2 separate regions of the Homo sapiens genome follow, and region 1 is linked to region 2. Evidence: read pairs that join two places in POLR2A ChIA-PET (ENCODE). Cell type or tissue: endothelial cell of umbilical vein. All regions are shown on one strand. Each heading gives the region's core, and the rest is flanking DNA. Links, peaks and the distances in the headings are about the cores only. Region 1 overlaps ADK (adenosine kinase). Region 2 overlaps ADK (adenosine kinase).

What was found. ChIA-PET counts read pairs that join two places held together with the same protein. Peaks named below come from ENCODE experiments on the same cell type or tissue, not always from the same donor. Only the 100,000 strongest peaks of a DNase experiment are listed, where the experiment ranks them.
Region 1: POLR2A ChIA-PET joins it to region 2 with 5 read pairs; 2 of 35 experiments call an interaction of 5 or more read pairs at or near these places.

The regions. Positions count from the first base shown.
Region 1 is chr10:74,625,105-74,630,498 of GRCh38, forward strand. The region is part of intron 9 of ADK (adenosine kinase); the gene reads left to right. Among named protein-coding and RNA genes, the nearest start is that of ADK-AS1, 98 kb to the left of the region's middle. In endothelial cell of umbilical vein, for the core only: no CTCF peak of the experiment used is centred there; a DNase peak (open chromatin) is centred at 3,217.
Region 2 is chr10:74,448,397-74,453,790 of GRCh38, forward strand. The region is part of intron 6 of ADK (adenosine kinase); the gene reads left to right. Among named protein-coding and RNA genes, the nearest start is that of ADK-AS1, 78 kb to the right of the region's middle. In endothelial cell of umbilical vein, for the core only: no CTCF peak of the experiment used is centred there; no DNase peak of the experiment used is centred there.

The DNA of each region.
Region 1 (5,394 bases), core at 305-5,304, 180 kb after region 2:
ACTCCTTTTCTTGAAATCTAGAAGAGACATACTTAAATAATATGATGTGAAAAATGATATTATTTTCATGAACTAATTTTTATAGAACAAATGGAACAAGAAGTTGGGGAAAGCTTTTCAAAGCAAGTGATGTATGAACTAGGCCTTGAGGAATCCTTACAATTTTGGCAAGTTGAGATTACAAAGGTATTCAAAGTTAATGAGGTAATAAAAGCAAAAGGCAGAGTCCTTCATATGATTTGTTACAAGAAATGGCAGAAGGGAGATATGGGGCAACCATCTCTGAAATGGTAATTGTGATGGGATTTAAATGCTATGCTGGGCAATACATTATTAAGTGCTTAAAGTATATATATATATAGAGAAGACATCCTTTGGACTGAGAAACATTTTGTGATCAGTTTACCGTAATTCCATAAAAGAAAGGAATCACACTTCCATTTGTTTATAAAGCCCTGTTTCAGAGGGATCAACAAATACTAAAGATGAAAATCCTTTTTTTAATTAAATGCTAAAGAATAAAAGCTGCAATAATCCCTCTAAAAAGTATTAGTGATGAACAATCCCATGGGGTTATAGTGAGACAAATGTGATAGGGTTAGAAAAATTGTAGAGAAAAATTATGGTAAAAGCACTAGGGAAATGCCTTAGAAAATTAATAAAGATTGGCTTGGTTTAAAGACGGTAAATAAAGACTAATGCAAAAGGCTAATGAATTCAGTCATGGAGAAAGTTTATACTATAGTGTTTGCTAAAAGAATTACCACTAGATGGGATTTTATTAAGCATTTTTTTATTCAAAGAAAAAGGGTAACTCATTAATAAAATGTGTAGTTGATACTAAATAAATAAATCAACTAGTGTAGTTGATACTAAATTAGGAGATAGTGTAGTTGATACTAAATAAATAAATCAACTAGTGTAGTTGATAATAAATTAGGAAGATACTGTAGCTGATACTAAATTCTAGAAATTCTGGTAATAGACTCTAGAAATAGATGTTTGAAATAGGTGTTTAAAATAATATTTTAAAGAAAATCATATTCACCCCATTTTAAATCCACATAGAAGCAGCAGTTAACATTAAAAACTTGTGTCCACTTCCAGGAGATAGTCATGGTTTAAGGGTCCAGAAATCAATGGTAGAATCACCTGAAATTTAGAACAGTAGAAATATGTCTTCACTAAAGAGTCTAAATTTTTTTTTTTTTTTTTTGGAGGAGTCTTGCTCTGTCCCCAGGCTGGAGTGCAATGGCACGATCTCAGCCCACTGCAACCTCCACCTCCTGAGTTCAAGCGATTCTCCTGCCTCAGCCTCTTCCAAGTAGCTGGAACTACAGGTGTGTGTCACCATGCCTGGCTAATTTTTTGTATTTTTAGTAGAGATGGGGTTTTACCATGTTTACTAAGCTGGTCTTCAACTCTTGACCTCAAGTGATCCACCTGCCTCAGCCTCCCAAAGTGCTGGGATTACAGGCATGAGCCACTGCGCCTGGCCCAAGAGTCTAAATTTATAGGATGTATATGATTAAAAGTGACTTTTGTGAACATTTAAATAAATATTTGTGACTGAATTTTCTATGGAACATTTTTCCTTCAGTGGCTTGCATTTTAATGAAGGAATTATTTTAAAATTACCTTATTCCCTCCCAATGTTGTTTAAATATCTAGAGGGTATCTAGGGCTTAAGGAAGATTGGATGTGGAACAATGAGTGGAGGCCTAGAGAACAAGGGTAGTTTCCTGCAACAGTTATATGGATCCCTAGCAAGGTTCATATTTCTGTCTATACTGCTGGTTAATCTGAATATTCCCATAAATTGTGGAACATAATCCATGGCCTTGGTTTTCTGTTTCTTGTAGTAAGATTTATCATTTTATTTCTACCATAAATTAGAGATCATTACATGATTACTATGAAGGATCTACATTGCTATTTGTTATGATCAAATAAACAGTATTTTTGCAGTTGACTATTCAGGGATCTGTTAAAGCATTTAGACCTTAGGCCCTCATAGCATATATATATAAGCTTTTTGGAGACTTGGCTCTCACTACTTTGAGAATTTGGCACACAGGGTAATCAAAAAAAAAAGCTTTCTTGGCTCTTGCCTGTAATCCCAGCATTTTGGGAGGCTAAGGCAGAAGGATCCCTTGAGCTCAGGAGTTCAAGACCAGCCTGAGAAACATAGCGAGACCTCATCTCTACTAAAAAATAAATAGTAAAAAATTATCCCAGCACAGTGATGCGCACCTGTAGTCCCAGCTAATCAGGAGGCTGAGGTGGGAGGATCACTTGATCCAGGGAGTTTGAGGCTGCAGTGAGCTATGATTGTGCACACTCCAGCCTGGGTGACAGAGTGAGACCCTGTCTAAAGAAAAAAAGCTTTCTTTCGAAATGGCCTCAGGTTTATCGATTTTTAATTTAACATTGCTCTACAGATTTATTTTGTTGAGTTTTTTTTTTTTTAAGTACTAAGAGTGTTTTGGGCAGGGGAAAGAAATTCACAGTGTTTTTTTGTTGTTGTATTTTGTTTTGTTTTCTGAGACGGAGTCTCGCTCTGTCACCCAGGCTGGAGTGTGCAGTGGCACGATCTCGGCTCACTGCAACCTCCGCCCCCTGGGTTAAAGCAATCCTCCCACCTCAACCTCCCCAGAAGCTAGGATTACAGGTATACATCACCTCACCTGGCTAATTTTTTTTGGTATTGTTAGCAGAGATGGGGTTTCACCGTGTTGGCCAGGCTGATCCCAAACTCCTGACCTCAAGTGATCCACCTGCCTTGGCCTACCAAAGTGCTCGGATTATAGGTGTGAGCCACCACACCTGGCCTACCACAATGTTTTTTAACTGAACAGTTGGCTGCAGTAAGCTTTTAGAAGCCTACACGTTGGTATTTGAGCATACGAGGTGGATCATAATGGGGATCATTAGGTTTCTTTGACAGGTGATATTAAGAACCCAACCCAGCATGCCACTTGTAAACCATCTATACATAGAGACATTTGTCACCATTGACAGTTGTGACATTTAATCTGGGATCTATTTGCAACTCAGCTTCCTATGTATTACTATGTATTTAACAGTCTCAATTCAGGCTCAAAGCATCAGCTTTTTTCTTCTAGTTTTTCTAGGTTTTACTTAACAAAGGAAAATAGAAATATCTGTTTACTATTGAGGTGATCATTTCTCCTCAGATGAGTCATGCCAGTCACGATTCTTGGATGTTGACCTCTTGTGCTGTTTTTGTAGTTCACAAGCCAAAGCTGCACTAAATAGGATTATGGAAATTAGATTAATGGTCCAGGAATGAGGCATAGTGCTTTGGTTGAATAGGAAAGTCTGTAAAGTGGAGCCAGTAGTACCTGAAAAAAACTTAATCCAGGTGAGGCAGATGTTCTGAAGAATCTCACTCGTCTCACCTGGATTAAGTTTTTTTCAGGTCCTGCTGGCTCCACTTTACTGACTGCTATTCAACCAAACCACTATGCATCCTTTTTGGAGCACTAATCTAACTCCAAAGGGGTACAACAACCTCATCACTTCTAATATGAATACAACCAAGATATTGTGTGAGCTGAGAGTGGCAGAAGAAAACTGGAAAAAGCTCTCTCTTAGATAGCCAGTGTCACTTGGAGAAGTCTATTCTTATGTAAAAGGAGTTATATTGGTCTTCTAAGAAGAAAGGTTGTCAGGAACTGGCAAGCACTAAAATGCCTAACCAACACCTTGGAGTTAGAGCAGTCTAGTTTTAGAAGGCAGAGACTAGGAGGGATAATCAGTCATAGCTAAAGATAGGGAATCTAGACCAAAGCTCATTCCAGTTCCTAGGATTAGTGCAGAATACAATTTATTAAGCTAGAACAGAAGCTTTGCAGTCACAATTAGATCATCACAACGTACATCTGGATGTCAGAAATAATTCTGCACCCTACTCTTTTTTTTTTAAGTTAAAGAGACTGTCTCCCAGGCTGGAGTAGAGTGGAGTGATCTTAGCTCACTTCATCCTGGAACACTTGGGCTCAAACAATCCTCCTGCCTCAGCCTCCCATATAGCTGGGACTACAGGCACACGCCACCATGCTGGCTAATTTTTTTCTATTCTTTTAGAGACAGGGTCTTGCTGTGTTGTCCAGGCTGATTTCAAATTCCTGGCCTCAAGTGATTCTCCTGCTTTGGCCTCCTGAGTCACTGGGATTGCAGGGCACCCTATTCTTGATTTTTATTCTTCCCTTGTCAGGACTAGCTTAGAACTGTTACCCCAACTGTATAAGTAAGTGCATCCTTAACTATCAAGACCCAAGAAAGATATGAGCAGAGCAAAATGAGGAGCTCACGCAAGCAAAATTAAGACTTGAAATGTCAGCAGATAAGGTATCTGAACATGTCTATGACAGGAAGCCAGTTGCAACTTAACTACTGCAGTGCTAAATTAAACCACTGCTATGTATACCATATTTGAAGTAATAATTGGATACAAAGGTATATGGCCCTTACTTCAAAGAGCTTATACTTGTGAAGTGTACACTAGAAGACAGTATGTAGAAATTTTACCAAATTTTTATCAATTTACAGTATGAATTTTACCAAAAAATTCACTATAGAAATAATGCATGACTTCACATCACACTGGTGATCAGAGAAACAATGTATTTTAAAAGTGACATATGAACTGGTTTGTGAAATACAAATGAAATTTTGATGCAAAATATAACTAGAAATGACCTTAGATATCAGCTGGTACATCTTAGAAATTCGAGAAAAATTAAGACCCACTACTAGTGGGATAAATGTTGGTGTACAGTTTTTCTTGGTGACAGCTTGAGAATACATATCAAAAGCCTTAAAATATGCATATCCTTTGACTCAGTAACTTTACTTACAAATTAATCCTATGGAATAATTTAACATATGCACAGATTTACATGCAAGAATGTTCTTCATAGCATTGGTCTTAAATTTTTTAATTTTTTTAACTTCTCATTTTGCAGCAAAAAAAAAGTTGTAAAAATAGTAGATATTTTCCATATATCCTTCATCCAGCTTTCCCAAACATTAGCATTTTATATAACCAGAGTACATATATCAAAACCAAGGAGTTAATAAATAGGTAGAATTTTTGTCAAATAAATAAATAAAATTTTAAAACCAGCAAACTACTATAGATGTGATACTATTATTGAAGCTACAGACCTTTTTCAGATGTTCCCAATTATCCCACTTTTTTTTTTTTTTGGTCCAGGATACAATCTAGGATTCTACTCTGTGCTTAATAGGTAATCATATTCTTTTATTCTGTTACTATCTGGCATAATTCTTCAGTCTTTTTTTCTCCTCCTTAACATTAACACTTTTGAAGAGTACTGGCCAGTTATTTTATAGAATGTCTCTCAA
Region 2 (5,394 bases), core at 138-5,137:
GAATCATTTTTACCTCATTAGATTGTTATGAGGATTAAATGAAGCAGCATGTATATATGTGTATATATATACGCATATATACATATAGTATCTTGTATATAATAAGTATTTATTACATGCAATTTCATCTTTTATGTAGACTTTCTAGACTCTAACCTTGCCCCAGGAAGATAAGTGACTTTTACATTAAGCCATGTTCTCTTTTTCCTTTATGACACTCCTCAATGCTTAATGAAGAACTCTGGCTACACAAAAAACTAAAGTAAAATGTTGACAGACTGCTTTTTTCTACATCTGGGCTTCTTTAATTGAAAGCTGACATTTAGGCCAAGAATTGTTAGGAATTCCTATTTAGGTTTATACCAGTTCTCGCTTATATACAAGATGTATACTTGTGTATACATGTTATTTACACACATACAATAATATATACTGGCTTTCTTTTTTTCCCTCTCATCCCATAACAGATAGTATACTGCCTTTTTTAAAAAAAAAAATGCCCACTTTTCAAATTAAAAAGCAGAGGCACACATTCTTTCCAAATGTATTAGTATAATTTGAAATAATGAGATTGTATTAATAGGATTCAGCCACAGAAACAGACCCATTAGGGAAGATAGAGTGAGAATAAGATTTATTTGTTGGTTGATCGATTTTGAGGAATTGGCCTATGTCATTGTGGAGACTGGCTAAGTAGTCCAAAACCATAGGGCAGGCAACCAGGAAGGGGAGAAAGCCTTGAACTTCTTAGGCATGGGCAGAAGCTGTCATTCATAGGTGGAATTTATTCTCTCTGTCAAGGAAACTTAAGCCATGCTTTTCTTTTTAAATTTTATTATTATTATACTTTAAGTTTTAGGGTACATGTGCACAACGTGCAGGCTTTTACTTTCAACTGATTGAATCAGGCCCCTCCAGATTATCCAGGATACTCCAGTAATAGAAGTCAACTGACTGGGAGTTTTAATTACATCTGAAAAATACCTGTATAGCAACACCTAGATTGGAATTTGATTGAATAACTAGAGTCTGTAGCCTAGTCAAGTTGTCACCTCAAAAAAACCATCTTGGGATAAAGTTTTTTGAAAAAAGAAATAGAAAGTTCAGGGCATTTTGGTCATTATTTTTGTGTATTGTGCCTATTATATCTTTTTATTTTAAATTTTTGAGAATCTGTTTAGTGCCTAGTATTTTGCCAAGATTATAAAGGAAACAAAGGTATCTTAATGTTTTTTTCAAATCTTAACATCTTAAAGTTGTTTCAAGCATTTTCCCTGAATTCATTGATTAAGTATTGTTAGAAGAAGTGGAACATGGATGATGCATATGCTTTAGATTGAGGCAGGAGTATGTGTGGTGACTAAGAGAGTAAGAAATGATGATCTCGAGAATACTAGACTGTGAGCTTTCTAAAAGCTGGTATCGTGTGTTATTTATCCTTGTATTGCCATGGCCTGGCACAGTAATTGAAAAAGTTCAACAATGGTTTGTTGTTTAGGTTGATTAAGGAATGAGCAAAAACGTAACTTAAAAGCTATCTGTATTGAAGTGTGATCTGTTATATGTATTCAGATCTGATTATACTTGGAGTCGAAATCACTGTATCTAAATTAATATTAAGACTCAGGGCCAGGCACATTGTCTCACATCTGTAATCCCAGCACTTCAGGAGGCTGAGGTGGGAGGTCAGTTGAGGCCAGGAGTTTGAGACCAGCCTGGGCAACATAGCGAAAAACTCTGTCTCCACAAAAAATTAAAAAAATAAAAATTAGCCGGACATGGTGGCATGTGCCTGTAGTCCTAGCTACTTGGGAAGCTCAGGTGGAGGATCACTTGAATCTAGAGGTGGAAGCTGCAGTGATCTGTGATCGTATCTCTGCACTTCAGCCTGTGTGACAGAGTGAGACTTTTTCTCAAATAAAAGAATCAATACAGCAATACAGCCCCAATTTCTAAATTGGAGAAAGTCATTTTCTATTTCGTCTCTCTCTGTTCCTCCACTAGATTGTAAACTCTTTGAGAGTAAGAATTATGCAGTTTTGTCTGCTCTTCAATGTTTTATTGCCTTGCATTAAAAAGATAATAAATACTGCTTGATGAATTAATTAAAAACAGCATACAGAAGAGATCCAAATTTAATTTTGTAATAAATCACCTCTGAGAATAATAAGAAAACCAGAATATTTGAAATACATCATTTAATTGAATAAGGAACAGTAAACTGATTTTTAATGTTCCTGTTTTTATGTATTTGAAGTTAATGTTTAGTTATTTTGTTTTAAAATCTTTATAAAAATTCTCTGCTTTATCTTCCAGTGAACAAGACATATTAATAGCTTTTCTGTAGAGCAAGGCATATTAATAGCTTTTCTGTTGAATATGAAAGAAAGCAGCTGTAGTTTTATCCTACTGAGTACAAATATTTGTTGGGGAATTAAAGATTTATTAGATAAATGGCTTAAAGATTAATTAATTAACTATACTATCTTTTTACTTTCCTATCTTATCTGTAGGCCATTGGTCTGTTAATATATATAAATTGCTCTGTTTCCTGCTATCTTTCCATTTCTTAATTAAATATTAGAAAAATGCCCAAGGAAAAACAATACAACTGAGCTTCCTTTCTGGTTTTCATGCTTTTAAAATTTATAAAAATTGTGGCTCTGCTGCCTTTTTTTTTTTTTTTTTTTTTTTTTGTAGTTAGATGAATTTGGCCTGAGATTCTATGAAAAAAATAAAACAATAGTTTTTATTTCATGATTTTTTTTTCAAGTTGTTCTGATTTTATAATATCTAGTCAAGTGATGACATGCAGAGATTTTGCTGTGAGGAGAGGGAGAGAGCAAAAAGTATTCTGCCCTGATTGCTTTTTAGTGATTTTATTACTAGAAAGATAAACATTGCCTTGTTATTTTAGCCAGTAAAATTGTCTGCAAAGTAGGTAACAAAATGCAAAGCAGTGTATTTACTTTTCCACTTTTTCCCAAAGGTATGATAAAAGCAGGGTTCCAGTGGAACAATTTGCTGAGTTCTTTCCTAGGGAGCACTGGTAGCCCGTATTAAATGATTATATTTTGGAAAATGCTAATGATGAAAGATGAGAATAATTTATATTCTTTGAAATGTGACTAAAAAGTTGGAAATGAAACCTATCTTTCTGAAGTGACATCCACATTTGTGGTTCATTTTCATCACACCTGATTCACTTCTGCCAGCAATTCAGAAAGAAAGGTGGAGGTGGGAAAGCATATATGTAGCTAAGCTACTAAAGTGACTATTTGAGTATTTCATTCCATCTGTCAAAAGATTCAGTGGGATAAAGAATTTGGCATAAATGGATGTAATTCATTCTCTTTTTACAAAGAAGTAAATGATAGAACAAAATCATCCTAAAATGAAGGAACAAAATACCAGAAAGTGAAAGAAAACAAAATTTGTATTTTTTGATAGAATAGTAGCAGAACTCAATGTAAAAATAATGATTACATTAATAATTATTTGCTCACTTTTTCCTGTATTTGGTATTTTGGGAAAGTGGGCTTGAAAAACAGTGGATACATTGATGAAACATTTCAATTTTCACTTGCCTGTTGTGTTTGCTCATGTTAGACAAACTATAACTTCTCGGTGTATAGATATGATGTACACAAAATTACACAGAAATTAAGCCATGTATAATAATGCATGACTAGAAGAAAGATATATCTCCCTTGAACAAATAACAGTTATTTTAGTAAATTTGTAACAGAGAAAATAGGCTTGATTAACAAAAATATGAAAGATCTTTTAAATAAATGAATTTTGAATTTTCAGAGTAGCCCAGAATTTTATCTAAACTCGGATTATTTCATTAGCTAGAACATGAAAATAGGCATTTATTCTACTCACCTACAGCTTCTGTAGTACTAAATTTATGGAATGAGGCTTTGTGGTGCTGCCTTCAGAGCTCAATGATTTGCTTTTTCTGAATTTTGGAAGTCTGTCTCTAATTGATTGACACATATGAATGTAGTGGGAAGAAATGAGATTAAGCATACAAGCTTTCTTTTTCATTTAAACATCATTGAAGCCATGAATTTGTAAATTGATATAAAAACACAATCCTTTGGATCTGTATTAGGAAATTTATAAATGGGAGCTTTATTTTGCTCCAGAAATGTGATAATTAGAAATATATTCAGGTGATTTTTTCCCTTTGGTTTTTGTTGTTTTTTAATTTATTTTTCTTTCTTATTTTTACCAAAGGTTCAAGTCATCTGTAATATTCAGGTGTTTTTAAGAATTTCTCATGGCAAGTTAATTGTGGGTGAACATTTCCCTATTGGACTACCAGATGTACTTTGTGGTTATAACTTGCATAGCTCCAGGATTTTTCGTGAACAAGTAATAAAACACATTTCTGGTTTGCTTTCTGCCATAGAGTATTAAGAGTTTAACACTTTTTAAATGTTACTTTAATCTCTGAAATTTTCAACAATGATTAGTGGCAGTATACTCAAAAAAGGAAATGTGTAGGCTTTACTATAATAAAAATAAGAACAACTTATATAAGCTCCACACTTTATAGATTTGTATGGATATACAATCAAATGTACTAATTTTTAAATTATCCTCATTTTGCAGTAATTTTACATTTTGCTCATTTGTGCAAACCGTGGTGATAGTAAAATATTTAACAGAAATTCAAGCACATTCTTTTAACTCTTTCTGAAAAATCTCACAAATGAGATTTTTTTAAAACAGTTAAGAATTTACTAAATTTAAAATGTATATATACCTGATGCCATCCAGATGTTTTATTGAATTTCTAAAATAAAAGTCCACCTAATGAATGGCTAATTTACTCAACACGTAAGACAAAGATGTATTTCTGTGTTACTAAGAACATGCATCCTATCTCCTTGACAATGGCTCTAATTACCTCAGCTTGGACTGATCAATATTTGATCTTTTTCCCACCATGCAAACATGTTACTTTGACTTTGTCTCTTCCTCTTCTTTTCAGATAATTTGCAGCCATGTGAGAATGGTTCATTTTGTTTGTTCTCCCTGGCTTGAGGCCAGGGGTCTCTTATTAGTATAATGCAGTTCATTGATGTGAATTTGTTGATCTCCTGGGTAGGTTTTCACAAATTTAAGGCAATTAAAAGCTTTTATATGGCATTTCACTTGAAGTTATTAGTGGCCTTTCAGTGATTTTGCTTTTAAAAATTACTTCATCATTTTATGATTATTTCCTTTCCTTCTCTTTTCTCTACTCTCCCCATGCTATAAAATTCTATAGTAAAGGATTGAAACAACTATTTCATTGATTTCATTAAAAGTAATAATTTATAAACTTATAATTCAATAGCTTAATATTTTAATTACCACAATTTTTAAAGGACTAATGAA